Regions from separate parts of the Homo sapiens genome. Here region 2 is linked to region 1. Evidence: read pairs that join two places in POLR2A ChIA-PET (ENCODE). Cell type or tissue: PC-9. All regions are shown on one strand. Each heading gives the region's core, and the rest is flanking DNA. Links, peaks and the distances in the headings are about the cores only. Region 1 overlaps SOBP (sine oculis binding protein homolog). Region 2 overlaps SOBP (sine oculis binding protein homolog).

Region 1 (16,462 bases), core at 7,404-12,403:
TTTTTGTCTCCCCTAGTAGCCTACAAGCTTCCTAAGGGCAAGGACAGAGTCTGATCTCCCACCACTGTATCTTCAGCCCAGCCACTGCCTGATGCCCAGTAAGTGATCTGTAAGAATGAGTTGGATCATTCACAGAACTGGTGGCAATGTTAGACAACATCCATAGGACCTTCCTTACCCTAGAGAATCAGTTCATAATGTTTTACAACCTCTTATATATTAAAGTCAGAGGTTTATTCTACATCTGCCCCCACTTGGGTGGGGTGCCAGACAATGGCTTAACAAGGAGGGTGGACATAGGACACCAACGACCCCTTCAGGGAGGAATATGTGAACACTAAAATTGTTCAGAATCACTGGCTCATGGTAACAACATAAAGCAGACCAACTTTTAGCTGGTTTTATTATTGTTCTTAAATCCTCTGCAGACAATGCATTCTCTAATTGCCTCTTGAGAGTGGACCACCCCACTGTCGGCTCTAGATATCCACTGGGGCCAGAAGAATTGTGTTCACGTCTGACTTTTTTCCAGAGTGACAAGTTCTGAAAGAAGGCACATCAAGGCACTTCATGATGAACTAACTCTCTCCTTGTGTGTTATTTTCAACAGTTTTATTCTGACTAGTGTGCTAGATATTTATGCCAACTACAGGGAAAAGCAAATGGGAGACTATTTTTTTGCATTTTACTACAAATGTGATTGTCAGAACAAAGGTGCATTTTTGACCTATTATTCTAAGGAAATTTCTTTTTTTTTTTTTTGCCATAACAGAAACAAAAATCCTTCAGTTAAACTGCAAGCGGATTTCCCTGTTTTGCTGACAGTTGTGTAACCATTTTCATGTTGTGCCTAACATTTAGATAAATATTAGATGATATGAGAAATTTACAGTAATTGCCTCTCTACTTCAAAAACCTCTGGTTTAAACAAACTTTGTATTCACCTCTCTTTCCCTCTGAATCAGCACTAATTCACTTCTCTTATTTTGATTCTTACAATACAGCAAACTTTAGTTCTTCAAATTCACTGCTTCCTCTGAGCCAAAGTCTTGGTGCCATGTGCATGTTGGAGCAAGCTAGGCATTCTTCCTCCTCTGAAGAATGCCTTTAGAAAAGGTGGAACATTCTAGAAATAGCTCCACTTGCCTACCCCAGAGAAGTGTGATGTTTCTGACTCCATGAAAAGGTTAACAATATTGCCATTTAAGTCAAAAGATAATTAGGCTTCAGAGTTAATACCTCCCTGTGATGAATGGGAGTTTACACTTCTGTGTCATTGTGATCTCAGGATTTCTTTTGAAAACAAGCAAAGATTCTGCCTGGAATCAGGGCCGGGGAGAGCACAACAGAGTTTCCAAGCTTAGCCCTCCTATGCTGCAGCAGAGGCAGCACATGTCAGCTCACACATGTGGCATTTTTACCGGACTTAAGAACACCAAAAACAGCTCAACTCAAAGTTGTGAGAATAAGTGTATAGTTGAAGAATTGGAGAGGAGAAAAAAGGGGCCATTGATTTTATATTTTATAACTAATTGTTGGAACCAGAAATAATAGAGTTTATTTTCGAATTCAAGGTAAAAGCATGGGGACACTGCTCTGAAAACGCATGGAATTTCATTTTCTGAAATCTCGTTTCTGGTTTAGCCTTCCTTTCTCAAATGCATCCACACGTTCTCTTGAGGAAGCTCAGGAATAAACAGCAGCTATCACACACTGCCTTTCAGTATGCTGTGAATGTCTTTGTGAACTTGAACTAAAGGTCAGCACTGATTCTTTGTCCTGCAGTGGACAGACACCTGGGATCTCTGTTCAGCCACTCCTGCCTCTGGTGGGAACAACATAGGGAGGTCTTCAGAGTAGCTCCCTGCCTCCCCTGGAGTTACTGCACTGTTGAGCTCATCTCAGTGGCCCAACTCCTCGGGTCTGAATTCTTAGTGCCCTTCAACTGGGTCTCCTGTCCTTCACTCCCATTCTTTCTGGTGGAGCTAGATTCCATCTCTCCTTCTGCTGGCAGATCCTTATGTGACCTTTAAGCCTTCGTTCAGACTGCAGCTCCTTTAGGAAGCCATCAGTGACTCTTCCTCCTGGTCCTTGCCTAAGCTCTGCACCCTCTGTCCCTGTATTTCCATTCCACACCAATTTATTGCATTGCATTATGACCATGTGTGTGTCTGCCTCTCCCACTAATCAAACAGGTCCTTGAGTGTGGAAACTGCGTTCTGACCAGCTTCAAATGTCCAGATCCTGGACTAGTGCCTGGCATATTATAAGGGTTCCATAAATGACCGAGTGAGCGAATGAATAAATGAATGGGTTTCTATCCTTTAACGCTATCGCTGGATATTCAGCCTTACACTCCAGTCCCTACCAGTTGAGTGTTCTGCCTCTGAACCTCAGGAGTCTTCTCCATACCCGAGTCTCAGCACGGCTCTCCTGGAGCTATCTGATCACACCTGCCTCACACCTAGACCTTCACCAACTATTCGATGCACTTCTGCCCAACACCTGCTCCTCCTACTTGGTTAGATACCATGGTCTTGGCCTCACAGAAGATCTTGCACTCAATTTGGACTTTGGCCAATCATCTTTTTGCCCCACGTTTCTCTCCTCCACGTCCCTGTTGAATTGATCCTCTGGTCTTTGCCCAACAAATTCTCATCCTCAAAAGTCCATTCCTTGATTAGATTAAGCAACTGTGCACCTTGTTCCCTGTTTCTGATATCTCACCTTCTCCTAGAGTCCCAGGTCTGTCTGAGACTCCTTGGTTACCATCCATGTCTTATTTCCTCTACCAGACTGAAACTCCTTGACGGCAGAGACCATGCATTATGTATGAAGTCCCTTATATAACAAACAATCCTGTAAATATATGTCGAATGGATTCATTAGCTCTCATTCTTCCTTAAGCCAAGGCCTGGAATGTTCTGTTTTTCTCTACTCTGAACTGCCTACCTCTATGAATGGATAACCCTTAAATACGAGTTATTTCTATGCAAATATTCAAGTCACTGAACAGATTGTAGAGAGTTGCATGGTTCTCAAACAAAATTATGTGTGCATGCAGCTTGGGTGGAGGGCTTTCTCCTGGACAGAGGGCTCCCACCTGGCATCAGATTCTCTGCTCTGGAGATATGCCAGTAACCCAGAAACATCCATCTCTGGACCCAGGCATCTGCTCCATTCACATTACTACTAATGTCTGCCTAAGGATCCCTTGCCCTCCCTTTCACCTGCTTGTCGAAGACTGTCTATGGGGATTTCTGCAGTGGTGCTGTTTTACTTTGTTCTTTTAACCAAATGTATTTAAATTCCCATTTAGTATGTAGGCTGTAGGAAAAGCTGTTTGCCCAGAGAAGGCCCTCCTAATTCTCCATCCTCCTTAACTGGCTAACTGACAGGCTTTCTCCATAGCTCTTCAGGCTCCTCTGACAGCTCACACACCTCTGATGGATGAGATGGACTTATTTGCTGCAGCTATTTTTTCACTCCATGCAAACCTTTATATATATCATAAATTTTTAACATCCAATTTGGAGTCTTCAAAGAGTAATGGTAACAAATATGCAACATGAAGATAATGGGAATCGAATCATGTTTATGGCCTCCATGAGAATCTCCTTAAATGATGTCAGGTCAGGGCCCCTCAGAGCCGCACGCATGTGAGGCTATGGGGCTGATCTCGTGCCTGATTAATGGCTGCCTTTACTCAGGGGCCCTAATGGATTGCGTGACAGTTATGGCAACAGATTCCACATCAGCCTGAAATACAGCTTCCACATGAACTAAAATATATCATGTTCATCCCAGCACATTAAAACTGTGTCTGGAATAATCAGAGCAGTTGCTTAAGCGGTTCTGAAAATGCCTGTTTTTACTTTTTATTTTTAAATCTATTTTTCCTTTATTGGACAGGTGACCCTTTTGCATTTATCTTGCAGGGCTCTTTCTCAGGTCACCTGAGTGTCTTTGTTTGGTAAGAATTGTTATTTCACAGGTAAGGCCCAGCAGCTAGGAGCATGCAGCCCCCTTCTTTTTCATTCTCTGCTAAGGCCACACCACCTCACACCCCAGGCAGCTTCTGATTATTCCGGAAGCTTAATCGACACTGGATTATCCAGGCTCCTTTCCCTTCCCCCACTTTCTTCCTCCGCCCACTGCCTGCCTTTTGGCTTTTCACTAGTCATTTGCATCTATTACCCAGGGACACAGTGAGGGGAAACAAAAGGAAGGGAAACACAAATGATTCCACTTTGCTGCTGGTTGGCACCCACAAAATCCTTAATTAATAGACCTAATCTAGGCATTTCAGGTACTCCTTTTATTCCTTTTCTCTGAAATCACTAGGCAGAAGGGGGTTGGGCTCATATGATTATATGCAGATCTCATGATGGACCTGAGAAATCAGAGAAAATGTGAAACAGGCAAGGGCTGTACTCCAGGACCCTATCTGTAAGGCTAGAAAAGGATCCAGATGTTACAGAGGAGATTCACTATCTACAGGATGCCTCCCCCAGAAATAACCCGGCCTCAAATGGGATTAAAAAACACAGTACTAACCAGATTAAGATGCTGTTCTGGTTATTATCCGGGATTAATAATAATGGCTAACATTTCTACAGCTTTTCTTGCACGTACCAGACACCATCCTAAGTGCTTTATATGTATCAACTCATTTAATGCACACACTCATACATATATCAAGGAAAGAAATGACTTATGAAGTAGGTACTATCATTATCTCCATTTTATATATGAAGAAGCTGGGGCACAGAGACATTATGGAGTTTACACAAACTCACACAGTTAACAAGTGGTAGAACCAGGATTCAAACCCAGGCAGTCTGGCTCCAGAATCCCCATGCCACACACTGATGATCTCCCACCTATGTGCTGGTGGCAAAGGTAAATTGTGTACAATAACTTGAAAATACTGGTGTCATTACATTTTAAAAACATGTTATTAAGGGAAATTTTCAAATTTTCTTTGGTTTTAGCACTCCAAGATTGAATATACCAAGAAAATTAGGAAAAGAGAGTGTTTAATGACAAATATAACAGAATGGGGGGAAGGGAGGGAGGGTGCGGGGTGGGGGAAGAGGCAGTCTGCAAAGAGCCCAAGAAAAGGGTTCCCTGCAGCTTCAGAAGCAGCGTCAGTAGGTCTCTGATACAGCCTGTGAAAGATGGTACTCCAACATCTTCAACACTTAAACGAACTTCTTCTTTTTTTTTTTTTTTTTTTTTTGAGACAGAGTCTTGCTCTGTAGCCCAGGCTGGAGCGCAGTGGCGCCATCTCGGCTCACTGCAAGCTTCGCCTCCCCGGTTCACGCCATTCTCCTGCCTCAGCCTCCCGAGTAGCTGGGACTATAGGCATCTGCCACCATGCCTGGCTAATTTTTTTCTGTTTTTAGTAGAGATGGAGTTTCACCGTGTTAGCCAGGATGGTCTTGATCTCCTGACTTCGTGATCCACCTGCCTCGGCCTCCCAAAGTGCTGGGATTACAGGCATGAGCAACCACGCCCGGCAAAACCAACTTCTTTAATCTAATTCTTACTAAATAAACTTCAGATCATCGAGTATGACACCTAGGCCTCTCAATACCAGAAAAGACACATCCTACCAAACTCACTCAGTTCTGCAGGTCCTTTAGCAATCTCCTTTGTGGACTTCTAAAAACATCATCAATATTATGATACAATTTTTTATTAATCCTGTAGGTGATGCTGTACAGACTACAAGGGGCATTCATGCTATCTTGTCTCCTGTATTCCTGGCATTCGGTATATAAATGCAGATTGTGACTTTGGTCAACATGAGTCAGTTCATCAAGGCAGTGGATATCCCTGGACCAATCAGTGAAACTGAGTCCCTGGATGTGCCTTGTTGAGAAACCTGCCCACCTTGTGGTGATTGTTTTGGGGGATGAGGGGGTGGAGCACCAAAAGCCAGTTGGCCAGCCTCTGCTCTGTCCACAACACCCTCCACTCCTAGGAATAATAGAGACAGAAGTACAATAATGTAGCTCTGAGCAGGTCGATGGCTAATTAGCTCAAGTTGGTGGGAGCACAAAGCAAGAGCTTAGGTCACTGCCCTGAGTGAGTTAGCTTGATCTATGTCACTGTCACAGAACACACCCTTCGTCATGACCTGCCATGTCACACATGTACAGGTCTTGGCAAAGGGGAGACAGACACCAGAAAACATGCGAAAGGATGCAGATGAATCAGTGCACATCTCTCACTGCTTCTGGAAGAAATAACTCACAGGGCATATGCTGGTGAGGGTAGTCATGGATAGCTATGAGTCACAAATTGAAACAAATGGTGTCCGTGAATTAGTTACTAATCCTGAGGTCAAGAACTATAAATTCTCAACTAACAGCAATACTTATCAAAGACATGATGTCACAATTGTTATTTGTGACAAGAGCTCAGCACTCAGATGAATTTAACTTTCTTTTCTTCCACCAGCAACCACAGAAATGCTATAATCAGGGTATGGGTATAACCAGGGTTGCCTACATCTGTTCTGGCCCGTCCATATGCTAAGCCTCAGTTTACCTCATCCCCCAGGTGCCCACCAACCAGCAAAGCAGGGCTGCAGATGCTTCAAAGCCATTCCCAGCCATCACCCTGCACTCTTGCCACTGATTCCCTGCAGCTTTGGCTTGAGCCCACTTCCATACCATTCCCAGCTCACCACCCTCACTCTGACTGTGGTCCTGCCCTGGCCCTTTGATCTGTGTACTCGGCCTGGCTGGAGCTGACTATCCTTCATGGGTATGGCCTTGGTCCTGCCACTCAGGTCTTTATTCTGGACAGACATAGGAAAGTATCCCACCCTGGTCACTGCTCTGGCCTGGGACAGTGTTACAGTCAGCATTGCATAATGTTGTCCAAAATATAATTTGTCTTAAAGATAAGATTTCTTTAGGAAGAAATATGAGTATTATATATGTAAAGATCTAAAATCAGCCTGAACATGAAGGAGAAAGCCTAGGACGAGGACAGAATCCTGACTTTTACTGTGCGCTAGCCACATAAATGATATGCAGCAATACTGCAACTTCTGCCAGTGGATGTAGGCAAAGGAGGAAGATGAGGCGACACATCCCTGGGTCTTTCAGACTGTGAAGTTCAAACATGATTTTGGGCAGGATGGTCCTCCTGACAGCTCCAATTATGATCCACATGCCACTTGACCTGTTAACGGAGGTGCTATCAGACTTAAGGAAGAAAAATATCTGAATTACACTGCCTCCAAAGCCAGGACCAATGAGCCTCTCTGAGGAGCCAAATGCGAAGATGGAGGTGAAGAGGCTTCATAAATAATGACCTCTGCTCCAACGACACTCTCTGGAGTCTTTGTTTCAAACCCCAGCCATTCTGCAGATGATGAATTGAGGTAATAAAAAGTAGGATTGTGGCATGCTTAAATAGGGGATAATCATTTCGGCAGAATTTGACTGGGGTTTAGGGACACGCCTGTTGAAGCCAACAGCTGAGTATCAAGTTGAAGTTCATTTCTGGATGACAATTTTAGTTAATTCTTGCTCCTCTGTCACCCTGTCTTCTTCTTCTTATTATTATTATTATTACATTTCCAGGAGGTGTATTTTGGGGTCAAAGCCCAGGTGAAGGAAGACAAAAAGTGACCTGCGTTTCCACAACCTCTCCCTTCTTAGTGTAAACTGAGAAAAATAATATGTGGTTCTGCCTTGCACAGTGAGCAGCCCCACCCCTTCTGTTTGTTCCATTCCCTCCCTCACTGAACCTTTCTAGCTACCAACATTTCCAAGCTGTCCCAGTTCCTCTGCACCTTGGTCTCTCAACCACCCAGTGTTGCTCTAGATGGCATCTCAGAGATGACTGGAAACCCCACTGTATGAAGGCTGGACCCCACTGGGGAGGGCATCACCAATTCCAGAACCTTCCAACTCAGTGACTACTTCATGGAGCTGTCATCCGGAACAAAGGAAGAAAATTCAATATAGAAGCCACTTTGACAATAATAATAAGATTTAATGATTGTCCTGTGCCAGACCCTGTGCTAAGCATTTTACAGACTTTGGCTCATTAAAGCTTCCTAAACCTTTAGGAAGTCCCTATTACTCACCACCTCCATTTTGCCAGTGTAGAAACTGAAGTGTAGAGAAGTTAAGCAACTTGCCTAAGACCAAAGAGCCCATAAAAGGCAAAGTTGGGCTCTGAATGCAGGTGTCATGACACCAGGTGCAGATCTCAACCCCCATGCCACACTGCTCGTGCGCCCCAGGAGCACAGTGGGCAGAAGCAGCATGGTGACAATGAGTGGCAGAAACCGCAGGGATTACTAGAAGGCAGAGAAGTTGTGGCTCAAACCCTCACATCCTTGCAGGTCCTTGTGGGTGAGAGGTAACTCGCCCTCTGGTCTCTCCCCTTCGTGGTAAATTATTGGTGTCCAACACAGCTGAAACGGAGGGGTGGTGAGGGAGCTGGCACCTCATGGGGGAAGCTGAGAGCCAATCTCATAGGCTGAGGAACACGGCCAAAGGCTGAGCAGACCCAAATCCTAGGCCCACCAGTATTGGCAGGGTGGACTCTCCATGTGTTCTGGACTTGGGGTATGGGACCAAGATGAGGCAAGGATGGGAGAACGAGGATGGTGGCTGCAGATGAAATAGGAGTGGTGCCAGGGGAGTCCTGTGATTCAGCGTGAGAAACCCTGCGTAGAGATGGGGAAGGAGACATCCCTGAAGCTGACAGACTTCTCACCAGAGGGCTCACTCATTTTGAAATCTCTTAAATTCCAGTTTCATGTGCACATCCCACAAATGAAAGATTATGGGATCTTTAGTGATCCCATAATCAAAGTAAGAGTCAGCTCAAATCTTTTCTCAGGCTCCTAGACAAATTGAGACATGTTCTCAAGGACATGGGATTCTAGATTCATAAACCTCTTCCTATGGTTCTTGCCTAATCACAGAATAGAAAGCTGTTATTCTTTGATGTGGAAAATAGTAAAAGGGGAATAAGAATGATCATTTCATAAGGTTATTGATATTAGCCTTCCCTTCTTAATAAAAACAGGCAATGTTTACATGCAGTCAAGTATCCTAGTATAACAAAGAAATTTCAGTCATTTCTTTGTCTTAAGGGATGAAAGACTTTTGCCTTTGAGTTAAAAAAATGTTTTGACTGGTTCCATAAACTGTAGGATGCACTATATGTGTCATTGCGGCCCCAAAGAATGTAGACAGTGGGGCAAGGGCACTTGAGTAATGTTTTCCTTAGGTCTCCATTCATTCACTTATTCATCTGTTCTCCACTTATTGAGCATCTACTGTGTGCCAGGCAGTAGTAGACAACTGAATAATGAAGCGCCTAAAATGAATGGTATTCAGCCCACATGCTCCATACATTTTAATTTTTTAAGTTCAATGATAACAGTAAAGCAAATGGTCCCTTGAAAGCTCTATTCATACACAATCTGGAGTGTCAAAGATCATATATTTATAGCCTGTTTAAAACTTAGATGTTTAAATAATTATAATTTTATGGCGGTAAATAAAAGTAAACTACAAAAGGCAGGAAGTAGAAAATACTCTTGTTAGCAGGCAAGAATTTTAAGGAAGTAAAAAGCAAGAAAAAGTGAGAGCAAATTCTTAAGGGCTGAGCACCCCATGTGCCCACTTAGTTGAGGACATTAGTACAGAAAGGGTTGAGGAGGGCCATGTGGTGCCACTCCAACCCAAGTTTGATTCCTGGTGCCACCACTGATGGAGAAAAGGAGAACCTAAACATCAGCAAAATGGGGTACACAACATCCATTTCAGAAATTTGTTGCAAGGATTAAATGAGACAATCCATCACACAATGCCTGGCGCAGTGCCCCACACAATGCCTGGCACAGAATAAGTACTCAATATATGACAGTTACTTAAATTTCACAAATCTGCTTTCTTTTCTGGAGAAAAAAAAAAACCTCAGCTGGCAAGAAGGCAATAGGGACTCACTATCTTTTCTTATCATTAAAGTCTTGATTAAAATTAAATTGCATGCAACTATAAGGGTATGCCCAGCATCCCACTGCAAATGCCAATCAGAAGACACTGCCAAAGGCTGGAGGAATTTTAGAAATGCACAAACACACCCACTAATCAGGATCCTAACCCTCTACACAATCTGGACACAATCAGTACTTAACGACCACTTCTATCTCTCTTCAGCCATCTGACTATCCATTTCGCTCCCTCAAAAAAGGCATTGTTTTGTTTCCTTTGTATGTCTTCACTCCTGGTATGTCCTGAGCAGCATCTCGGTCAACAAACTTTCCACACTTACCAAGGGGCTCCCGCGTGAGCAGCCCAGGATTCGTGGGCACTGCAGTATGGTGAATTCCATGGCCTTCACCATACCTCTGCCAAATAACTCAAACTATGATTTTAGTGTTATTTCCCTTGATTACCATTTATGTCACCTCTTTCAATTCCTTATTTTCCAGCTACTAACTTCACCCTACGTAAACTTTGTTTCTAACTCAATAACAGAGGACACCTTTATCATTTGCTGATTTACGTGCTCAGTGCTCAGCAGAGCTTGGGCACACATACATTGTAATCCACACACTGAGTAACCTCACCAAAGACAGAGAGGAGCAGAAAAGATAAACGACAGGGAGATTTTCTGAACAATCTGATATTTGGCTCACCATTTCGAGAAAGTGTGCAAATTAAGGCCAGGTGCAGTGGCTCATGCCTGTAATCCCAGCACTTTAGGGAGCTGAGGTGGGTGGATTGCTTGAGCTCAGGAGTTTGAGAACATCCTGGGCAACATGGCAAAATCCTGTCTCTACTAAAAATACAAAAACTAGTTGGGCATTGTGGTGGGCACCTGTAGTCCCAGCTACTCCGGAGGTTGAGACACAAGAATCACTTGAGCCCAGGAGGCAGAGGCTGCAGTGAGCTGAGATCGCACCACTGCACCCCAGCCTGGGCGATACAGCAAAACTCTGCCTTAAAAAAAAAAAAAAAAAGTGTGCAAATTTGCAGCTATTATTTTCTTATTCAAAAGGCTAGGGCTTTTCTTTTTAACTAAGTGTTGCCAGATTTATTAGGTCCTCCTTCATTTTAGAATTCAGTTCAAAATTGCTATCTTCAGGGTTTGGTTTTGTTTAAATGTGTCCACCCTTATCTTTCTGAAACATCATCTCTTATTTATAATCCTTAGACATGATTCTCCATCACCTGGTAATTTCTTCTGCATAAGTGAGAACTCCCCTCCCTGAGTCAGCTGTGCAACCTGAAAAAGCTTTCTTTTATTTTACCGATTTATTTCATCTTACAGTAAAATGTTCTCCTTGTACAAAACATCTTAATTGCTATTTCTCCTCGTCCCTTGCCTTGTCACAGGAAGCTGCTCCACAGGTACCACATAATGTTTATGCTCATTTGTTTCTTTATATTACATCCTGCCTTCCTGTGCACTAGAATCTGATGCTTACAAAGATATAATCAAAATGAAATTGTATTAGTTTAGATTAGCATCTGTGGCAGCGATTCCTATAAATGATATAGACAAGGCAGTAGCTATAATATGTCTTGTTTCGAGGTTAAAATGAAAAATGACATCTTTGATGGAAAAGACTCCACGGAGACCCCGGTAGAAACGAGGCCTCTTCCTCTGCTCACAGACAGCTCTCTTCCCCGTCATATGGCTGACAGGTGTGTAATCATGTTCCTTAGTCACAGTTTGTGTTGAAATAACCAATTACCAAATGAATGAGAATCAAGCTCCAGTGTGACTGTTGCCACCATTGCAAAGTGATGATGTGTCATCCAAAGCTCAGGCGTTAAGGGGAGGCTCCGACTGGGCTTCTCCTCAGCCAAGGATGCTCTCCAGGGCCGCAAGAAGCCTTGCCGCTCTACACTGAATTTGATAAAATGCAGGACATTTCTCCTTTGGCCCCTGCCCTTTAGTAATGGAGATTCCAACAGGGACACAATGGATGGTTAGCCAGGTTTCCTGGACAACTCAACATCATCCCTACCATTTCCTTTCCTTGACTCTTCCAGAACACATCATCCTCACCTGTCACCAAGCACCCACTGGCACAACTGTCTCTCTGGCCACCCAGATTTCCAAGTGAACAGGGCATTATCTGCCATATTTCTCCTATATCTTTCCTCTGTGACATACATCATCTTCTACCAGACCCCACAGTAACAAAGAACAATGCCAAAGTCCAACAGCCCTGACACTCCAAGTGTACCCTCACCAGGCAAGGAATTCCCCAGATCCACTGATCAGGAGAGGTGTGGTAGATGCAAGTGGCCTACAGAGTCTTGCGTTGTTCTAGGTTCTAGATGAATACCGTCAAGGACAGCAAATCCCTTCGCATTCACGAAAACCGTAAGCACAAAAATTGCATTTTTATTGGCCCAAAGGTTATTTGTTAATATGTTGAGGGAGAAAGCTTACAAGTAATTCAAATAAAGTCAAGGAAGAAAGTTGAGATATGGACCTATTTACAATGGATTGTGATAGCACTGCTATTACACTTAATGTGGATCTTCACCAAATGTGGATCAATCTCTCCTCTCTGCCAGGCATACCCTGTTGCAGGGCCCGTGGGTGGAAAAGCCCTACCTCCCAGACTGGTGGCTGAAAGAATGAAAGGACAGGTGAAAGGAAGTGGCTGCCCCATGGCTTGGTTTCCCATCCATAAAGCGGGGCTCGTACTTGTTACCCACACTTGGTAGAATGAGAGCGTGGCTGTAACCACCATGTAACACCAATAGTTAAAACTCAACAAAAGATTCTGAGTTGTGTGTCCTACTGACAACTTTTGAATCAAAAATACTGTATGCTTTCAAATAAACATCAAGTTTTCAGTAAAGCCAAGGAAGGTGGTGATTCAATTTTTAGGCAGTGAATATCAAGGTAAAAATTCCCTAGATTGATTGATTTAGGCTAAAAGATACAAGGAGATTAAGATAGATTCAAAGAGGTGAGTGAAAAGTACAATTCTTTTATAGCCTTCACTCTTTTTAAAAACTTATCATGAAATAAATCTCATCATGAAAGATGTTCCACCGGAAGATTTACCCACAAAGACCAGACCAATATTACTTTCCAATAAAAATGCTTGGTAAGCTACACTTTGCAGGAGACGAAGGACAATAAATGTGTAAGGGGAAGGAAAAAACACCAACTTGCTCTCACCCAGTGGTATTCCTCTGTAACTGATGAGTATTTAACCAGTCCCGTTATTCTCATTAGCATAAGTGCTAACTACCCTTACTTCTCTCTTCCTGGAAGGGCAACTGAGACCCTACACCTGCCCTTCACAATGGCTAGCATCATGGGCCCCAGTTGAGGGAGAAGGATGAGGTTCGAGCTGTGTAAAGGTAAGCATAAAACAATGTGAGAGATGGGCTGCAAAGGGGGGTGAGAATGCAGGCGGCTGCAGAACACATGGGTTTCCTTCCCAGGTGGGGCGAGGCCTGGAGCTGCATTACGCACAGGGCATTTCTCCTCCACTTATTCATGTGCTCCTGGCAATTTTGGCAGGGGCACCTCGAGTGAAAAGCACACTACTTTGCACATATGGTGGAAAGAGTCTTGTGCATCAGTTGAATGCATACTGTACTACATACACATTCTGTTTTATCTCCGGGCCCAGCCGTGCTGCAAACGCTTGCAAATTGGGAAACCTTCTGTGCAGTAAAAATACGGACAGGAGAAGCTAGACTGTGACTTATAAGATGCAACACTAGCCAAAAAAAGCCAAAGTAACGAAAAGTTGAGGCGTGTGCTTCACACTCATTGCAACAAAGGCAGCTCTGGAAGGTGGGGACTCTCAGCCAGCCTTTATTTCACCCCCCTTTATCCTGTGGTTTCAGGTCCAATGAATGGGCTTCCCTTCCACATGCACTATGCCCTCTGGGAAACCTCTGCCTGTATCCACTGGTGCTTTATTTTTCAGAACGTTTGAAATTTACATGGAAAAACAATTTCAGCAAAATTTCTCAGATTTGCCTTGGTAGGGGATAGTGATGAAATTGTTATTTTTGTCTTATCCTGAAGCCTGCAGCCTACTGTTCTGCAGTGGGATGCCACTGCCCTTAGAGAGTCACTGGCATCATTTTCACTTCCTAAGTGTTTCCAAAAGCAAAATCTGATACTGCTCAGGATTCAGAACTCCCTGTATATTTGGGATATTAAAGGGGTAAAGTGGTGGATTGTTCTGACCTTTCTTCTTTTCCCACTCTTCCTTTACCTGCCCCCCAAATAGATTTTTAAAATAACTCTTTTAAAACAACTGTTTTCCAGGTAAGAAGAGTGGTATAAAAATTCTTTCTCACTTCCAATCACGGATCTTTCTTTCTTTTTTATTAGCCTTATATACGTTAATAAAAAAGTGTGGGAGTGTAAAGATTGTGTTAATAAAGCCGGTTTTATCAGGGTCAATGCATGAAGGTTTCTCTCAGTCTGTTTCAGCCTGCTGAGAGTGATAACATCTTCTTGTTTCAAAAATGAAGAAACCAAGAGGTAGCCAGGTGATCTGACCGAAGGCACAGAATAAGAATTACAATATAGGATTATTCATAAGATACAGGGTTAGAGTACCTGAGGAAAAGGGCAGAAGGTATCCACCACAATACCCACTAGTGTCCCTATTGACTGGCAGCTCCTTCTCATTCAACACATCTCTCCCCTCCTAACCCTTTCGTCTGGGCAACATCAGAGGTAGCAGAGGAGCAGCAGGCTTAATAATGCTGATGTGTGTGTTGCTCCCAACCTAATTTATTCTGTGTGTAGAACCTGTGATCTAGTTTCCATGCTATTCAGAATCATATACTCTCACAAAAGTTTGGAGTGATGGGAGTTAGCCCCAAACTGGTGGGAAGCTTAGAGTTGCCTGAGGCATGCTTTGGCTCATTTGAGTCCGTTGTTCATCTTCAATATGGTTTTAGTTTGTCAAATTTCTAGAAACAATAAAATACATATTTTTAAAATTGTGTTTTGTAAGGACTCCACAGGCAACTTGACCGTGTTTCCCACTGTTGAGCACTAGCATTGTCCAGGTTTATTTTTCTTTGTTTTGTTTTTGTGGTGGCTCTTTTTTTTCTTAATGAGTTGAAATATATGAAAATACAATGGAGTCAATAATTGGAAATGACTCTCGCCATTTAACCCTATCTATTAACAATAGTGTGTGATCATTGTTACTGGTACAGCTGAAATTCTTAATGGAGATTTCTAAGCAGTATATAAAAACCTAAGGGAAAGACATATTACATACTTGGATAAAGTCCCAGGTTCTTAAAACGTACCTTTTAACAAGGTTACAAGGGAACCAGCCAGCTGAGTTTAAATACTGCCCCTTCTTCCACACACCCACTCTGGAGCCAGAAAAGGTGGAGCTGGGAAGATTCTCTGGGCTACTCTCAGAGTCCCTTTTCTAGCTCTCCTTGGAAACTCCCTTTGTTCCAGGTCTCCCAGGGCAAAGACACACCTTAGCATTATGGCTCACCCAGGTATAAGCAGCTGCTTTCTACACCATGTCCTTATTGGATCAAGAAATGACTTCCTCAAAGTCTGTATTCTGGGGGCATTTCAAGTACTATTATTTTATTTTGTATCATCAAAATTCCTACATGTTTTACACACAAAATTCTGGAAGTGGATTTCATTTTAATACAAAGTATATTCAATCAGGAGCCAAGTCTCTTTCTAGAGGAACTTCTTCCAGTATTCTGAATTCATTTTATCTCACAGAATACCAACTATGGAAATTATGGGAAAGACACACATGAGCTCTGGTGACTTCTCTCAAGGAATTTTCTGCCTGGTTAAGATTAGGTATATACACATTAATGGAAAATAGAGTAAATAAGTGGCAGATGCTGGTTTAAATATGTGCCCTGCTAGCCAAGGCAGTGAAATAGAGCCATCCTCATAGGCTAGAGTGGTCAGAAGGACATGGGATTTTAGCTGAGTACCATAGGTAAGATTTCAATAAGGATTTTTAATAATTTTTAAAGATATGTCCATCTTTCAATTCCACACTCAAGGAGCAGGACTGAAGAGGAAGAAAATGTGTCCGTCTTCCCAATGTGCTTCCTGCTATTTCTTTTCTACTTCTAGTCATGGTCATTTTTTCCTTCCTTCTTTACTATATAAATAAGAAATGCAGGAAAAAAGTGAGTCCTTCTAAAACAGGAAAGACTCAGCACTTTTGATCACCCTTGATGTCCAGCATAGTGCTTGATATATGTGCTCAATAAATGCTGTGTAATGGACTTCAATGTTACACTAAATGTCTGTAATAAATGTTGTGCAGAGAGATCATTGCAGGTATCTGCCTGACACACCCCCTCCTCAGGAACTGTGTAGCCATGTTTTTGTACCACATGATCTGGTCTGAGTTGACTGGACCAAGGTTGGGCACATGACCCAAGGGCAGCTACTAGAGAAGGTG
Region 2 (16,462 bases), core at 4,998-9,997, 67 kb after region 1:
AAGTTTCAGGTGCCATTTCCCCTCAACTGTATAAATATAACAGTTCTTGATTATCTGCCTATAGACTTTTTGCTACTCCACTTTAATTGCCCTTGTAGTCCTACCATGCACCTTCCATATGCAACTAAAATTATATCATACATTCCAAGGTAAAACTAGAATGATGTTTTGATCATATGCCAACAGTACTATTAAGTTCTTGGTAGTCAAGGATGATGACATACATCTGTATTGTCTAGCACAATGTAAGGAACATTCAGTAAATACTTAACTGACTGAAATACTGCCATAGTGTTTTGGATAATCCAGTGGTTAAGGATATAGGCTAAGGAGACATAATGTATAGGTTCAAATATCAGCTCTGCCACTCAGTATCTGTGTAACCTCAGGCAAGTTGCTCAACTTTTCTGGGCCTCAGTTTTCTCATCTGTAAAACAAGGTTAATAATAGCATCCACAAAGAGTTGTGAAAATTAAATGATATAAATCTACTAGCATAATACATGCTCAAAAACTATTAGCTATGATGAGATTATATCATTACATTATTAAGTACTCACATTTCTGCCATTCATCGTTAATTCCTCCTGTCCTTATCCTAAGTGATTGGGAAAACTGAGGGTTCAGTGAACCTCTTTTTCTTTCTTTTTTTTTTTTTTTTGAGAATTGCATCTGGTACATAAATAGTAAGTCATCCAAATCCCATTAACTCTAGGTAATTTTATTTAATAATCATATTTTAAAAGTTGGACAAATAAATAAAGTCCAAAGCAATTTTGATTAAATCCTGTTTTCTCAATGGCTATTTGGAACACATCATCATATGCAAGCCCCAAGAATATTGAATAACAGATAAAATAAATAATGACCATAATGCAAACCACATTCTCATTCCCATTTCCCTGCAAGTACAACTCCATGTCAGAATTATAAGAGCCAAAAAGTAACATGCTTATTAACTGTGGGTTACTCAGCTATATACATAGAGGTTAGCAGATCACGTGACTGTTTCCATATTCTCCGTTAAGCTAATGGTTCCTTAGAGTCCAGTTCTTATAACCCCTTAGGAATTTCAAGATTTGCCTGAAAATATATATCATATTTCCCTGACTATAATGGAACTCAAATTTGGAAAACTAACTGAAAAGCAAACCATCCTGGAGGACAGGAAATGGTCATTGTTTTCAAAGAAAGATAAGACATTTCTGCACACAGGAAATCAAGCTGGTTTTAGGGGATCGATCTTATGTTGCTCCACACAAACCTGTCTGTGCCGTATGGACAGGCTCTTCCTTTTACTTCACATGTGCAAACATGGTAAGAAATGAGAATAAGGGCACTTATCATTTGAGGTAAAAGACACTTTATTCAAGACTGCCACATAAATGCATAAAGAGAAGTATATTCCCTCTTTTTTTCACATTTCATTTCATTTTAAAGTATTCAGAGATTTACAGGGATTCTGGACTTGGAATAGGCAAGTTGTAAGCCTCTGGGAAAACCTGTCAAAAGACTCAGATCTAAAATGTGGTTTTCTAGGTACACACGGTTTTCTGCAGCAGGAAAGCTCTCACTAGAAAAAGTTGCTTCATTTCACTTCTCCTTGTGAACAAAAACAATCACACTAATAGTTTTATTAATTTAAAAAAAAAATTTTGGGAGCAAAATGTTGTCATGGAGCAAACCCAAAACTAGAGGGGAAAAAGTCCTGGTCTGAGTCTCAACTGGGCCAGGGTCTACCCTGGCTACTTTGACCAGAAGTTGACAAGGTGGGGAGACCCAAACCTGCCCTACCTCTGCAGAAAATTGATGGCCAGTCAATGCAGCCAAGGGCTATTACACTTGTAAAGCAGTGAAGACCATTATAAGGCCTTTGTCAAAGATATGTATTCAAAATCCCTTCTGAGTGCTTTACCTCAATCATCAAACTTGGAGGGAACCAAATTTAAAGCTCAATTAAAACCAGAGAAGGCCAAATATCTTAATGAAGACTCACTACAGCACAGTTCTTACAATCCATGCCCAAGCCCTTTAAAGGCATGATCATCTTCGAATGAAGTCTCAAAGGGTTGAACCCATGCTAAAATCTCTAACATGAGATGAATTACAGCAAAGTTACCGTTTAATTAACCTATCTTTCAAAATTCTTGCTGACATATTTTTTGCCACTTCAGATTATGTTCATGATGTGATTTTTTAAATTAGCAAAGAAGGAGGTTTTTACATTTGTTCAAACTGAAAGAATAAAGACATGTTTGCACAAAAAGAAAGTGTTGGTCAATACTTTTATTATTTTCTAATATTCTTATAAGTTTTCTTCATGGCTTGCCTATATGGCAAAGCCTTATTCTGTTCATTTCCTAGAGTCTGCAAAAAAGTCTGTGATTATTATTTAAGGATCATGGTGATTCCCTTCACTGCATGGGGGCGGGGGAGGGGGAAAGCAAAAGCAAAGCTATTATCCTGTATTTATAACACGTCTGTTACCATAGTAATGCCTGTGCTGTCACAAACCATACCAAGGGCCAGAGGCTGTCTCTGTGGGGGGAAAGGCAGCACAGAGTTGGAAGATGAATGCACACATGTGTGGCCAGAGCAGGGTCAATGCTGTGGTAACCACCAAGACACGGGAGCTCCCCTTCTCCAGAGAAAAGGGAGGGCAGGGCCAGAAGAGCAGTTCTCCAGGCCCAGAAGTAAGCTACACCCACAATTCTGTATGCAGCTGTGAGAAAGGAGAGTGGAAATCCAAGTCAATGCAGTATCACCGTGTTCCCAATCACGAGTATTCCACTGGGCCCACTGGCTGCCAAGACATGGATGGGATCCAGTGGTGAGCCTGCCCCAGCACATGAAACACATGCTTGGGAAACAGTGCCTGACTGGATGGAGCCCTCTGGTACCCTCAAAGAGAAGCAACTCGCCTCATGACGGCAAGAACTGTAAAACAAAGCTAGGATTTTACCCCTACTGGGCCATCCACGCTTTTAGAACCACAGATTCTCAGGGTTAGGGAAGAACTCATTGAGTGTCCCCAAAAATGTGGACTTGAAAAAGTAACTTTTAGCAGGAAGAGAGTGTATGTCCTGTCATTGGGGTATCTGGAAGTAGTATATTAACAGGCATTATTATTCTGATACAATCTAGGGAAATTTTGTAGGAATATGCTAAAAGGCAATTTACATTAAAAAGAATTTTGGATTAGGAGTCAGAAGACCTTAGTACTAGTCTTGGCTCAAGTACTTAGAAGCCATGTGACCTTGAAAAAGCCATTTAACCTATTTGAACTTCAGCTCTTTAAATTTAATATCTAATATGCTATTTCCCAGAGTTATATGAAGACCATATTAAATAAAATAATCAATGTGAATAAATTTCATAAACTCTAAAAATTTTAATGAAAGGTATTATTATTATTAGCATTTTCACATAGCCAGTTTACAATGGGATAGGAATAATTTGAACACTAACACAGGAATCCAAAGCATACACATGATCCTCATCTTCCCTATCTTGAGAGGTGCACTTGCATGATACAGTCAACTCTAAATTATTCAAGGGCTGATTATCAAGGGGCCTTTTGCTCCTAGCCACTGTACCCTTTATTTGTTTCCCCACAGGAATGCAGCATTAACCTACATACAGCTAGAAAATTGACAGTAGCATATCTCAACCCAATTACCTTGAATCACAACTCTGGTAAAAGTTTTAGCAATGGAAGAGTTAAAATGATTCACTAGATGGAAGTTTTTGATAATTTGTTGACTTTAGCCATGGATAATTAAGAGTGATGGAATCCTCGTTTCACTATCAAGGAAGCTGCAGTCAAGGTCAAACAGGTTGGGACTAATCCAGACAAAACACTAGCATTTTCTCAGTGAAATGCTTATATATGTGCAATAAGATTTGAATATCAGTCATTCATTCATTTATTCAACAAATATTGTGTCAAGCTCACCAAATACCCTGAAAACTCACTATTTTCCTGCCCTTGCTGTTCTTCCTTCCTTGAAATACATACTGCACCTCGGCAAAGTCCATAGCCTGACTCTTTGAAACTCTAGTCACCTTCCTGTTATCATGAGACTGTGGCTAATCTTACCTTAGCACAAGCAGCAAATTATGTCCGTGGGCCACACCCTGCCCACTGTTTTTTTTGTAAATAAAACTTTATTGGAACACAGCCACACCTATTTGTTTATGTATTATCTATGGCTGTCTTTCTGCTACAACAGAAGAGCTCTGTAGTTGTGATAGAGACAGTATGGTCTAAAAAGTCTAAAATACTATCTGGCCCTTTACAGAAAAGGTTTGCAGACCCCTGCCCTAGATAGTATGACTAAATCAAAATTCAACTTCCCTGTAAGTTCCTGCTTGGTAACTAAGAGAATAAGCTCCTTAAAAGTAGAGAATCTTTTTGTATCTTTGTCTTGTCATATAGAACCCTTGAGTAGGACAGAGTCAAAGTTGGGAGCGGAGATAGAAAATTAAACATGTCCTTCCCTACATTTTATTTTCAACAGATGAGCGCCCTGGAATTCCATGGAAGACAGCACAAAACCAATAAAACCACTGGTGTTCAGTTACTCTGGCTTCTAATTCCTCAGAGTTCCTACATCTAAGACTTTCAAGGCTCAATTTTTGGCCTCTGTCCCTTCGCATATTTATTTCCTGATCTGATGTGGAATTAGAGTTAAATAGGAGCTGTGTGCTTGAATTCCACGTGGCTGGCTCAGCAGGAAACTCCAGGGCAGGTTTTTTGGCATGCCAAACTTATGTTAGCCTCAGCTATGCTAATTTCTAAAGCTGTTTGCTTTGCTCAAATAAATCTTAGAGACCAATTTGCATTTGGATGCACACCTTTTTATGCACAATTTATGTGCATGATAACTCTAGGGCAAAAAAAAAGAAAAAAGGTCTGGTTTTGTGAGGCAGGCACTATGCTAAGGGCTTTACACACATTTTCTTTTTTGTTTTGTTTTTTTTTTTTTTTGAGACAGGAGTTTCACTCTTGTTGCCCAGGCTGGAGTGCAATGGCGCCATCTTGGCTCACCGCAACCTCCACCTCCCAGGTTCAAGCGATTCTCCTGCCTCAGCCTCCCTAGAAGCTGGGATTACAGGCATGTGCCACCATGCCCAGCTAATTTTGTATTTTTAGTAGAGATGGGGTTTCTCCATGTTGGTCAGGCTGGTCTCAAACTCCCGACCTCAGGTGATCCGCCCGCCTCAGCCTCCCAAAGTGCTGGGATTACAGGCATGAGCCACTGCGCCCGGCCTTACATACATTTTCTTATCTCATCTCCACAACAACCACATGAGGTAGGGCTGGGATCCCCATTTTACAGATGAGAAAACTGAAGTGAAGAGAGCTTATGTAACTTGTCCATGTTCACAGGGTGGTACATGACAAAGCCTAGATTTGAACCCAATCTGTCTGAATCTGAACCCCATGTACTTGTCACTTACTCATACTACCTTACTGATACCTTCATCATCATCTCCCCTCCCCTAAGCCACTGGGCATATATTCAAACGTAAACTCTACATTTACAAAATTAGTTACCCTTTTTTTCCCACTTGGCCTACGTAAAATATGTCTTTGGTCCTTGGGAAATAAATGTGGACCCCTCCGTATCACAAAACAATCAACCAAAGGAGAACAGGGGCACAATAAGGCAAACTTTATATGATACACCAATTACATTAGTAATTAGTAGACAAACACAATTACAAGTGATTTTGACAGGTAAATGGATTTTAATGACATATCTAAGACCTCAATATGAAAGGACTTTTTTTTTTCTTTTTTTGAGACGGAGTCTCACTCTGTCACCCAGGCTGGAGTGCAGTAGCATGATCTCAGCTCACTGCAGCCTCCGCCTCCCAGGCTCAAGCGATTCTCCTGCCTCAGCCTCCCGAGTAGCTGGGATTACAGGTGCCTGCCAACACGCCTGGCTAATTTTTGCAGTTTTAGTAGAGACGGGGTTTCTCCATGTTGGCCTGGCTAGTCTTGAACTCCTGACCTCAGGTGATCCACCCGCCTTGGCCTCCCAAAGTGCTGGGATTACAGGTGTGCCAGGCTGAAAGGACATTTTTACTGCTAAAATGCAGCAGGCCAAGCAAAAGAATGTAGCGGGAACCATGAAGAAAAACGAGAGTAACACTTAGAATACAGTGTAAGTATATCTATAACATAAGCCCAGGAACTTGTATCTACAAATTTCTTCACTGTTTATGGAAGCATAACCAAATACCTATCTTCCCTAATAAAAACACAAACATTAGCTTTAGTATGTTATAATAAGTACTGCTGTTGAAACTCAGTATTTATCATTGTTCAATTCAACATACAGAAAAATAACCAGCGTTACAATTAAACATTCTAGGATGATTCCAACATTTTACAGGGAGCCAGATACAATATTATTTAACTTCTTTCTCTGTGTGAAATATATAGCCCAGCTTGCAATATCACATAATGCTCAGCCCGTTGCCATCTAGATCTAATACACTGCCATCTAATTTTCTGGAAATATAAGAATGAATTACATTTTCATACAAGTGAAAGATCTCCATTAAAAAAAGAAAAGAAAAGAAAAAAGCTCTCAAAGAGAGCTTTCCAGGAATTAGAAAACACTCTGTTGGAGAAGATATGTAATTTTCAGGGGTGTCCAACCTTTGGGCTTCCCTGGGCCACATTGGAAGAAGAATTGTCTTGTCTTGGGCCACACATAAAATACATTAACATTAACGATAGCTGACGAGCTAAAAAAACTGTTTTAGGGCCCGGAATGGTGGCTCACACCTGTAATCCCAGCACTTTGAGAGGCCGAGGTGGGTGGATCACCTGAGGTCAGGAGTTCGAGACCAGCCTGGGCAACATGGTGAAACCCTGTCTCTACTAAAAATACAAAAATTAGCCAGGCGTGGTGGTGAGCAGCTGTAATCCCAGCTACTCAAGAGGCTGAGGAAGGAGAATCACTTGAACTCGGGAGGCAGAGGTTGCAGTGAGCCAAGATAGCACCACTGCTCTCCAGCCTGGGTGAGAAGAGCGAAACTCTGTCTCAAAAAACAAAAAAATTTAAATCTCAAAAAAAATCTCATGATGTTTTAAGAAAGTTTACAAATTTGGGTTGGGCCACGGGTTGGATAAGCTTAATCTAGGTGGTTTCTCTAATGGATTTAGAGGAAAGCGTGTTGAAGACCAAGCCTGCCTCATGTCCTTTTACAAAACTATCCCTCTCCTCAGAAGACCCCAGAGGAGATGTGGCCCTCCTTATGCACCACCCAGTTTTCAACCATGGTTACTTTTTTTTTTTTTTGAGACGGAGTTTTGCTCTTGTTGCCCAGGTTGGAGTGCAGTGGCGTGATCTCGGCTCACTGCAACCTCTGCCTCCCAGGTTCAAGTGATCCTTCTGCCTCGGCCTCCCGAGTAGGTGGGATTACTAGCTAATTACTAGCCCGCCACCACACCTAACTAATTTTTTGTATTTTTAGTAGACATGGGGTTTCATCATGTTGGCCAGGCTGGTCTCAAACTCCTGACCTCAGGTGATCCGCCCGCCTCAGCCTCCCAAAGTGCAGGGATTACAAGCCAACCATGGTTACTTTTTTTTCTTGCTAAACAGTCATTGTCTATATTTTATTTTTAAAAACCATTTTATCTTTTTTTTCTCATTTAAACAGGTGATTTCAGAGAAGGAAAATAACTTTGTTTTGTAGTCAGTGGTAGAAAAGGTTTACTGTCAGTTGAAAGTTTATAGCCTAAGTAGTAGTAGGTAGGGAAATTTTCCTAATGTAACAGTAATACTCTAAGTGATGCCTGTATTAACATTTCTTACCTATAAGGTCCCTAAAACAGCCTCTACCAAAGTTAACTTGAGCATTTAATAATTATTCCTAAGATGGTTAAAACAACTTTCTATGAATTGTTATCACTGAAAACACCAGTAGTGACTTACCTGCTGGTGGCTTTATGAAAGGTGGTGGAATTAAAGGTACAATAATGGGCACACTGCCATGATCCTTTGACCCTGCAGGTGAGTCACTGAGTCCATTTCCAGTGGCAAGCCCTGAATAGCCTGTGCTTATATTGTATGGTGAAATAACACTGTCCTCGGGTAATTTTGGTTTTGGCAAAGAATTTTCTGTAAAAGAAAAAAATCATATTCAATGTGACCAAGGAATGTAATGCAGTAGACTTAAATTTTTCCTTATTTTCTCAAGTAAAATGGCCATGAACCCAACATATTTTTTCTTGCAAATCTTTAAACAATGTACTAGAACTCCACAGTTCATCCAGGAACTTTTTAGTGTGGTTACCATAAATTTCCAATGGGCTCCTTTATAATTTGCTCCACTATGATAGCTAATATTCCAGTTGAATCATGGTGATAAATTTTAGCACTGTAAAATTCCATAGAAAATTGAGAGGTGGTGGCTGGGCAAGGTGGCTCACGCCTGTAATCCCAGTACTTTGGGAGGCCAAGGAGGGTGGATTGCCTGAGGTCAGGAGTTCAAAACCAGCCTGGCCAACATGGTGAAAGCCCGTCTCTACTAAAAATACAAAACTTAGCCGGGCATGGTGATGTGTGCCTGTAGTCCCAGCTACTCGGGAGGCTGAGACAAGAGAATCACTTGAATCTGCGAGGCCGAGGTTGCAGTGAGCTGAGATCATGCTACTGCACTCCAGCCTGGGTGACAGAGCAAGACTCCATCTCAAAAAACAAAAACAACACAAAACAAAACAAAACAAAACTGAGAGGTGACTAGGCGCAGTGGCTCAGACCTGTAATCCCAGCACTTCAGGTAGCCAAGGCGGGCAAATCACTTGAGGCCAGGAGTTTGAAACCAGCCTGGCCAACATGGTGAGACCCCCGTCTCTACCAAAAATACAAAAATCAGCCAGACATGTGGCGCACGCCTGTAATCCCAGCTACTTGGGAGGTTGAGGCACGAGAATCGCTTGAACCCAGGAGGCGGAGGTTGCAGTGAACTGAGATCGCGCCACTGCACTCCAGCTTAGGTGACAGAGCAAGACTCTGTCTCAGAAAAAAAAAAAGAAAGAAAAGAAAATTGAGAGGCAATTAACCTTTTTTTCCATGTACAACATGATATACAGCAAGCATAGCTCTCTGGCTACCAGGGGAAAGCCTAAAACGTGCCCTCCAGCATTGTAACTAGGTCCCACTGTATTATAAACTTGTATCATAATATAATCACATGAACCAATGAGAAAGAAACAGGGAAGAAAACTGATGCTTCACAAGGTATCGATAATACCCATTAAAAAATAACAAAAATAAAAATTTTAAAAACTTACAACGATATGAGCTTTGTGCATCGTATCCTTGCATGTGAATCACTTAAAAAAACAAATGAACAAAAACCTCAACCATGGAAAACAACTTTTTCGTTCTAGTAGCATATCCTGGCATGCTGTATGTTCCCCAGAAGCAAAGATTATTACCTAGGCCAAGTATTATATGAGCTATTAGTTTATAGAATACAAACTCATGACTTGCATTTTTCATTTACAGTGAAATTGATGATACTATCTCTGTAGCATGATGTGTACAATTTCATAGTAAGCTTAACATAAAATTTGTCATGTACATTCAATTCCACTTGCCTGCAGGGCAGCTCAATTACATTTCCTTGCTTGGCATATAAGAAGGGAAAGCTCTATCTTAAAGACTGGAAATAAAACGTTTGAACAGGTAGTTTATGCCAATAGATTTTGAATGCAACGCAAATATTGATCAAATTGCCAGTGATGATGTATAATTTGTTTTACCCACATTTTATTAAAGTTTCCTGAATGGGCTGCTTCTTCACATACTTCTCTTTTCTTTGACAAGCAAGCTCTCATTCCTAATTTAGGTTCATAAATTCAGTATTCATACAGACTTCCCCCATGAGATATCTGGCACTGTTACCCACTGGTAGAATCAGTGTTAATTCAGCTCTGCCAAGGCTCTGTAATTTTCACTCTTTAGCTGGGCTTTGATTAAAAAATTCTTAAAGAGTAATATAGGCTCTAATCATCTACCACTCTCTTACTCCTCTTTTTACCCTATTCAAGTGCGTGGGGGCAGGGAAAGAATGAAAATGTCAAGCAAAACAAAAATAGTAATTCCGTTTAGATTTCCCACTGAAAAAAAGGAAGGAGGATTACCAAACTAACAGTGAATCTCTCTAGCAGTCTGAAGATCTAAACCTAACATTTCACTTAACAGAAACCCCAGTCCCCAACAGATGATGATCTATCAAAGTGATCAGGAAACTCTAGTTAGCAAACATTGTCCCTTTCTTTAAATCTGTATGCAGGACCATGGCACTTAGGTCGCTAGTCCTTGTCTAGTTCTCCCATTGCTGGGAGGAGATTAAGCTGTGTCTATTTTTGTTTTATGTTGTTCTTTTATATTCTGCAGAATTCTGCTTATGGGAAAGCACTATTGGGGATGTATGTTTAAATCAACCATTGGCATAATCAACAAAGCAACTCAATTGAGTCCCAAAGCAACTCAATTCTGGCAGGTTGAGATAGTTAATCCTTCTTTGCATGAACAAAAGGACATTAAATGTCATTACCTTTGAGAACAGAAATGTGCTGCCGGCTCTCCCCATCTGTAGGGTAGCTCCTGAATTCAATATCCTCACCATCTTTTAATTCAACCTTATCATAGCCATACCAGCCAAGGAGTTCATTCATGGTGTTTTCTGCAAAGTTCTGAAAGAGAAGCATAGGCTACTACTTATTTCTATAATCAATAACTACTTGAAAAGAATGCATAAATTGAATTCTGCTTGTCCTACCTCATTTATTTGCAGCCCTGCCTCACTTCCCCTAGTGTGGTGTTCATTTTTCAAATCATGTTCAAAACCATAATGTTTTTAAATCTTAGGATGATGCATTCAATTATGACAGGGCTTCAGATATTTGTAATTTAAAGATAATAAGACAAAAAAGACTAACTATATTTGTTAGTGTTGCCTATGAACAGGAAGTCATATTTTAGCACATTAGTCTATAAAATCTATATCCAACATCAATACAAAAATATTGAAAGGTGAATCACAAAAACAGCTAAGAAAAGATTTTGAAAATGAAAACAACCTTTTGTGGTTCAGATCAATTTCAATTAAAATTGCTTTCTGATTTAGGTGTTGTTTTCTTAAGATAACTCTTATCGCGGATAACGCCAAATTTCAACAAAGAAAAATTTCAGAATTGTTAACAGTACCATACAGAAAGCTAGGTTACAATAGGTTACAAGGGTCTTCCTTTTTTATTTTTTTCCTTCTGCAAGAGTTTTTTCAAAAATCAGGCCAGGCACGGTGGCTCACGCCTGTAATCCCGCACTTTGGAAGGCTGAGGCAGACAGATTACTTGAGGTCAAGAGTTCAAGACCAGCCTGGGCAACATGGTGAAACCCCTTGTCTACCAAATATACAAAAATCAGCTGGCCCTGGTGGCACACACTTTTAATCCCAACTACTCGGGAGGCTGAGGCAGGAGAATCACTTGAACCTGGGAGGCAGAGGTTGCAGTGAGCTGAGATCACACCACTGCACTCCAGCCTGGGCAACAGGGCAAGCCTCCATCTCAAAAAAATTTTTTTTTAAAAAATCAACACATAAGTTTTTTTTATAAATTTCATTAGTGACAGGTTCTTTTTCCATAAAATCTAAGGTCACTAAGATTGTCTTCTGACAAGTAACATAAAAGTACCAAATAACTTTAAAGTTACTAGCCAGCCCATTTGGGATAATGTATGAAAACATTTTATGAACTATAAATCAATACATAAATGTAAGATAATATCACTGTTGCTGTTGTTATGGATATCATACTTCAAAAATAATAAGTATAATTGGACAGATTTAATATCATATTAAAGTGACTATATATTTTTACCTTATCAATTGCTATATCTGGAAACAAGATGTAAGACTCTGTGTGTTAATGATTTTAATGCTTATGTGTGCCTTAAACATTCCTGTCTCGCAGGGAACCACGAGCTTCCTAAGCTGAGCCAGAAAAACTATATATTCTAACCTTCTTTGTGGCTCAAAGAATCTTTTATTATCCTTCTTAGAAGCTGTCATTTCTGAATTACACTACAATATATAATTTATATACCTGAAACAAAGCACCAAGGCTAAGCCAGAGTGTGCACAATCTCAACGTGTGAGTTCCGTGTTTTCTTGAATTTCACGACTTTAAATTTCAGCAGGGGTAGCATAAAAAATAAAAGACATTACACTACTGACTCCACAAAAACAAACCTGGCATTTCAAACTACCCACAGGATGCTAGATTTTTTGCTTTAGTACCCACGTAAGCTCTGAACTCCAACTGGGTCAATCAGTGATGGTACAGTGCATTAACAATTAAGAAAAAACTAGCCAGATTGATTCAGTGTTACCATCCGCAAGGCCAACAGTCAGTCACATCAAGCTTTAGTGAGGCATTTATTCTCTCTGATGGCTGGTCGTGTCCACATTAAATAGATATTCTTTTCATGAATGCACAAAGATATGATCAATATGAATAATAAGCTCAGCAACTTTAGGAATATCACTGAGGAGGACTGGGTTGAACACTGCCCCACTCAATCAAAAGAGATCCCTTTAATGAGGCATCAGTCTCCCCAACACCTAATTTCTTTCACTGAGATGAGAGCCTGACTTGAGAATGACAATCCCTAGGCACACAAATAGAGGTCCTCTATCAGTGGTCTCACAGCAGAAATCTCCAAGGATGAGGCTTATACTTTTCATCAAAAAAAACAATTCCCAACAGCATTAAAAGCCAAATGCAAGCCATCCTATTGGTCTGTGTGCCATCTGCCCCAATCTCTAAGAAAACTGTGCCAAGACAGAATATCTTTTACATATATCCTAGTGACTATATCCAGTTTTATAGACCGGTCATCTATGGGTGCCACTTTCTCCTGTTTCTGTCTAGCCTCTGAAGTCACACAAAGGCTACGAATGCATAATCATGGAGCAACCCCCTAGCCAAGGATATAGATTTGTTTTAGTCCAGCTGCAAATCCATTCAGCCTTTCAGAACCAGTTCCAGGAATGGGATCCAGAAGTTTTAGACATTTGGGTAAAAACTGAAACCTCAGTTGGAATATTAACACCAAATTCACATTATTTGGGCATCAAAACTACATCAGTTTAGTTTACGGTTTGTGCTGAAAAGTCAGAGGCTTCATGGAACAATCAATATGAACTTGATCTATTCCATGATTTTCAAGTTACTATAAATGTCAGGGTAAATAAACTCTAAAACATTCCCTTTTTTGTCATGGAAAATAAAAATAAACACCTTAATGTTTTGATATATTGCTACAAAAGCAGAAAACAAAGATTTATAAAACTTCAAGCCATAAATCTCAAAGCTTTCATGAAAGGGGCAAGATGAAAGAGAGAAAACGAACACCAAAATTTTTTGTAGTACAGCTACAAGAAATGACTATTACTTCTGTTGTATACACTATTGTATGAAGAAGCCAAAGGACTCCAAGGAATCAAAAATTTAAAAATTTAAGGCTGGGTGTGGTGGCTCAGACCTGTAATCCCAGCACTTTGGGAGGCCAAGGTGGGCAGATCACAAGGTCAGGAGATCGAGACCATCCTGGCTAACATGGTGAAACCCCATCCGTCTCTAATAAAAATACAAAAAATTAGCCGGGCGTAGTGGCGGGCGCCTGTAGTCCCAGCTACTTGGGAGGCTGAGGCAGGAGAATGGCGTGAACCCGGGAGGCGGAGCTTGCAGTGAGCCGAGATCGCGCCACTGCACTCCAGCCTGGGCGACAGAGAGAGATTCCTTCTCAAAAAAAAAAAATTTTTTTTAAATTTAAATTTCAAGGTGAAGTTTGATGCTAGATGTCACAGGAGTTCATTATGGTGCTAAACCAAAGTAAATAAAATAAATTTTTAACGTTATCATCCAAGAAACATATTCTTTTTCCTTTTCCTTTTTTTTTTTTTTTTAGACAGGGTCTCACTCTGTGGGCCAAGCTGGAGTGCAATGGCATGATCTTGGTTCACTGCAACCTCCACCTCCGGGGCTCAAGTGCCTCAGCCTCCCAAGTAGGTGGGAGTACAGGCGCAAGCCACCATGCCCGGCTAATTTTTCTATATTGTAGAGACGGGGCTCACCATGTTGGCAAGGCTGGTCTCAAACTCCTGACCTTAAGTGATCCACCTGCTTCGGCCTCCCAAAGTGCTGGAATTACAGGTGTGAGCTACTATGCCTGAAGAAACATAATATATTCTAAGAGACATGAATTTAATGTTTATGGCCTATAAAGATTTTCAAGTCTTTCTAGCAGAGAATTCCAACAGTTACTTTTCAGCATTGTTTTTGTACTATTATCCCTTAAAAAGGAATTTCCTATTTAAAAAGTTATTCATTTCCTGTTTCATATATATATACATGTGTTTCATACATATATATGTGAAAAACAGTAAAGGTAATAGTAGTTAAAATGCAGACAGATTTTCGAGATAAGGATGTTCAGTAATAAAACAAGCCACTGAACGAAGGCAGGTTATGATATCTGCCTCCCTCAAAATCTTTACCCAGCATTTCTCCTGAAGACCTAGGGCAGGAAATGAAGCAGAGTCTCTTAAGAGTGCCTCCCAGTTTTAGGATTCTGTAAAATCAAAGAACTTCTACTTATATAAGAAATAAAATACCTTTTGCAAAGAAATTTCATAATTACAGTGATCATACCTCATGAATTTTACTGAGTCATTATTTCAAATATTTTATCATTGCTCCCATAAATCATCAAAATGTGCCAGAGATTTCAATATTTTGGCATCTGAACTACATTTTGCAGACTGCTTCTTGCCCTTGGAAGTGACACAAAAATCATCTCTCAAACCATGTGGTCCAATTTGGGTTTGGAAAATAGGTCACTGTAATTATAATAATGTCTAATAGTCTTATAGCACTTTACAGTGTTTCTATATCTTTTAATTCTCCTGATCCTTTCAATAACCCTATGTGTTAGGTACTTGATTTCCACAATAAACTTTTGGTGAACCTATATGACATCCTCTTTTCACGACAGAAAATTAGAACATCAAGAAGGTAAAAGACAGGCATGAGAGATCTAGTAAAGTCAAAACTAAAATACATATCTTCTAATTCTTAAGCCAGGTCTCTTTCTATTATAAATTCTGTACTTCCCAATGTATCCGCAATTGCAAAGAAGCTACCTCCCGGACCAATCAAAGAGCTGCAAAGATATCATGCAAGAGAATGTCAATATCATATATAAAGAGATTTCTAAACAGGGCATATCTACTTACGTTAAGACTTTGCTTGCTTTGGATTTGATCATTGACCTCTAGTTTCCTTAACAGGGGTGCTCAAAATTCACAATTAAAATGGAATCTCCTCATTTCACAATGTTTTGATACTACATCTGACTCTAATTGCTTTGTACTTCTACTACATAATTTCCCTGCCTCTTTCCTTCCCTCTCCAATTCTCCTCTCTCACCTCTAGTGTTCATAAGAAAAAAAGGCAATCCTAACATTTAGTCTGAAAGCATGATCTCTTCTGAGAATTAAAACAAAAACAAAAAAAGGTCACAGAAAGATAGGTGGAAACTAAATTTTACTATGTCTTTACTCCTCCTGAGTTCTTCCTATACCAGCAAAATAATTTTTGTTGCATCTTACACTGCCAGGATATTCATCAAACACCTTCCTTATTCAACTGGAAGTACTGTACAAATGTCAAAGTTCAACCTACATGATTTTTTTTTTCTTTCTGAGGAGCTGTGAATGACACTACGTGATTTTTGATTGAACATTTTACCAGGTAAATAATAAAGAGTTGACTTCATAACACTGAAAATAGCAGTAATTACAAATTCGCAAAATACCTCTGAAACACAAGTACTTCAAAATCTTCAAAAAGAACTGGTGATTTTATTTATTTTGAAAACAACAAGTAGATTTTAAAACACAGATACTGATTTTTTCATACCAGGCCTTGCAAAACTGAATGCCAATGTGTTTTCAAATTTGTATTCTACCCAAGACAGCAGGAAGTATTCAAAGAGCCCCCAATCACTCACCCAATGAGGGGCAAGTCATGCCCTTCCCCTCCCCATAAACATAATTCCCATTTTCACTGCAAGTCCCAGTTCTAGTAAAATATGTCATCTATTCCAAAAACAATGTAAGTTACTTGAGGGTAGGAACCTTTAATTTCATTTTATGCCTCACCTAACACAATGCTTAGCACTTAATCCAGTCACAAATATTTATTTAAACGCAGTTACAGAGAAATGATCAAATAAAATTCAGGAAAACCTAATTTTAAAAATAAATATGTAAAAGCTTAAAAATTATAACATGTAGTATTAGTAAGCACCCTCATGCTATTGGGAATTTAAATTGCTACAACTGTTAGAAAAAGTAATTTG

Evidence for each region. Peaks named below come from ENCODE experiments on the same cell type or tissue, not always from the same donor. Only the 100,000 strongest peaks of a DNase experiment are listed, where the experiment ranks them.
Region 2: POLR2A ChIA-PET joins it to region 1 with 7 read pairs; 3 of 35 experiments call an interaction of 5 or more read pairs at or near these places.

Annotation. Positions count from the first base shown.
Region 1 is chr6:107,566,854-107,583,315 of GRCh38, reverse strand. All of the region lies in intron 4 of SOBP (sine oculis binding protein homolog), which reads right to left. Among named protein-coding and RNA genes, the nearest start is that of SOBP, 85 kb to the right of the region's middle. In PC-9, for the core only: no CTCF peak of the experiment used is centred there; no DNase peak of the experiment used is centred there.
Region 2 is chr6:107,497,923-107,514,384 of GRCh38, reverse strand. SOBP (sine oculis binding protein homolog) reads right to left here. Exons shown (of 7, transcript NM_018013.4): 2 at 10,590-10,728; 3 at 7,958-8,143. Among named protein-coding and RNA genes, the nearest start is that of SOBP, 16 kb to the right of the region's middle. In PC-9, for the core only: no CTCF peak of the experiment used is centred there; a DNase peak (open chromatin) is centred at 8,034.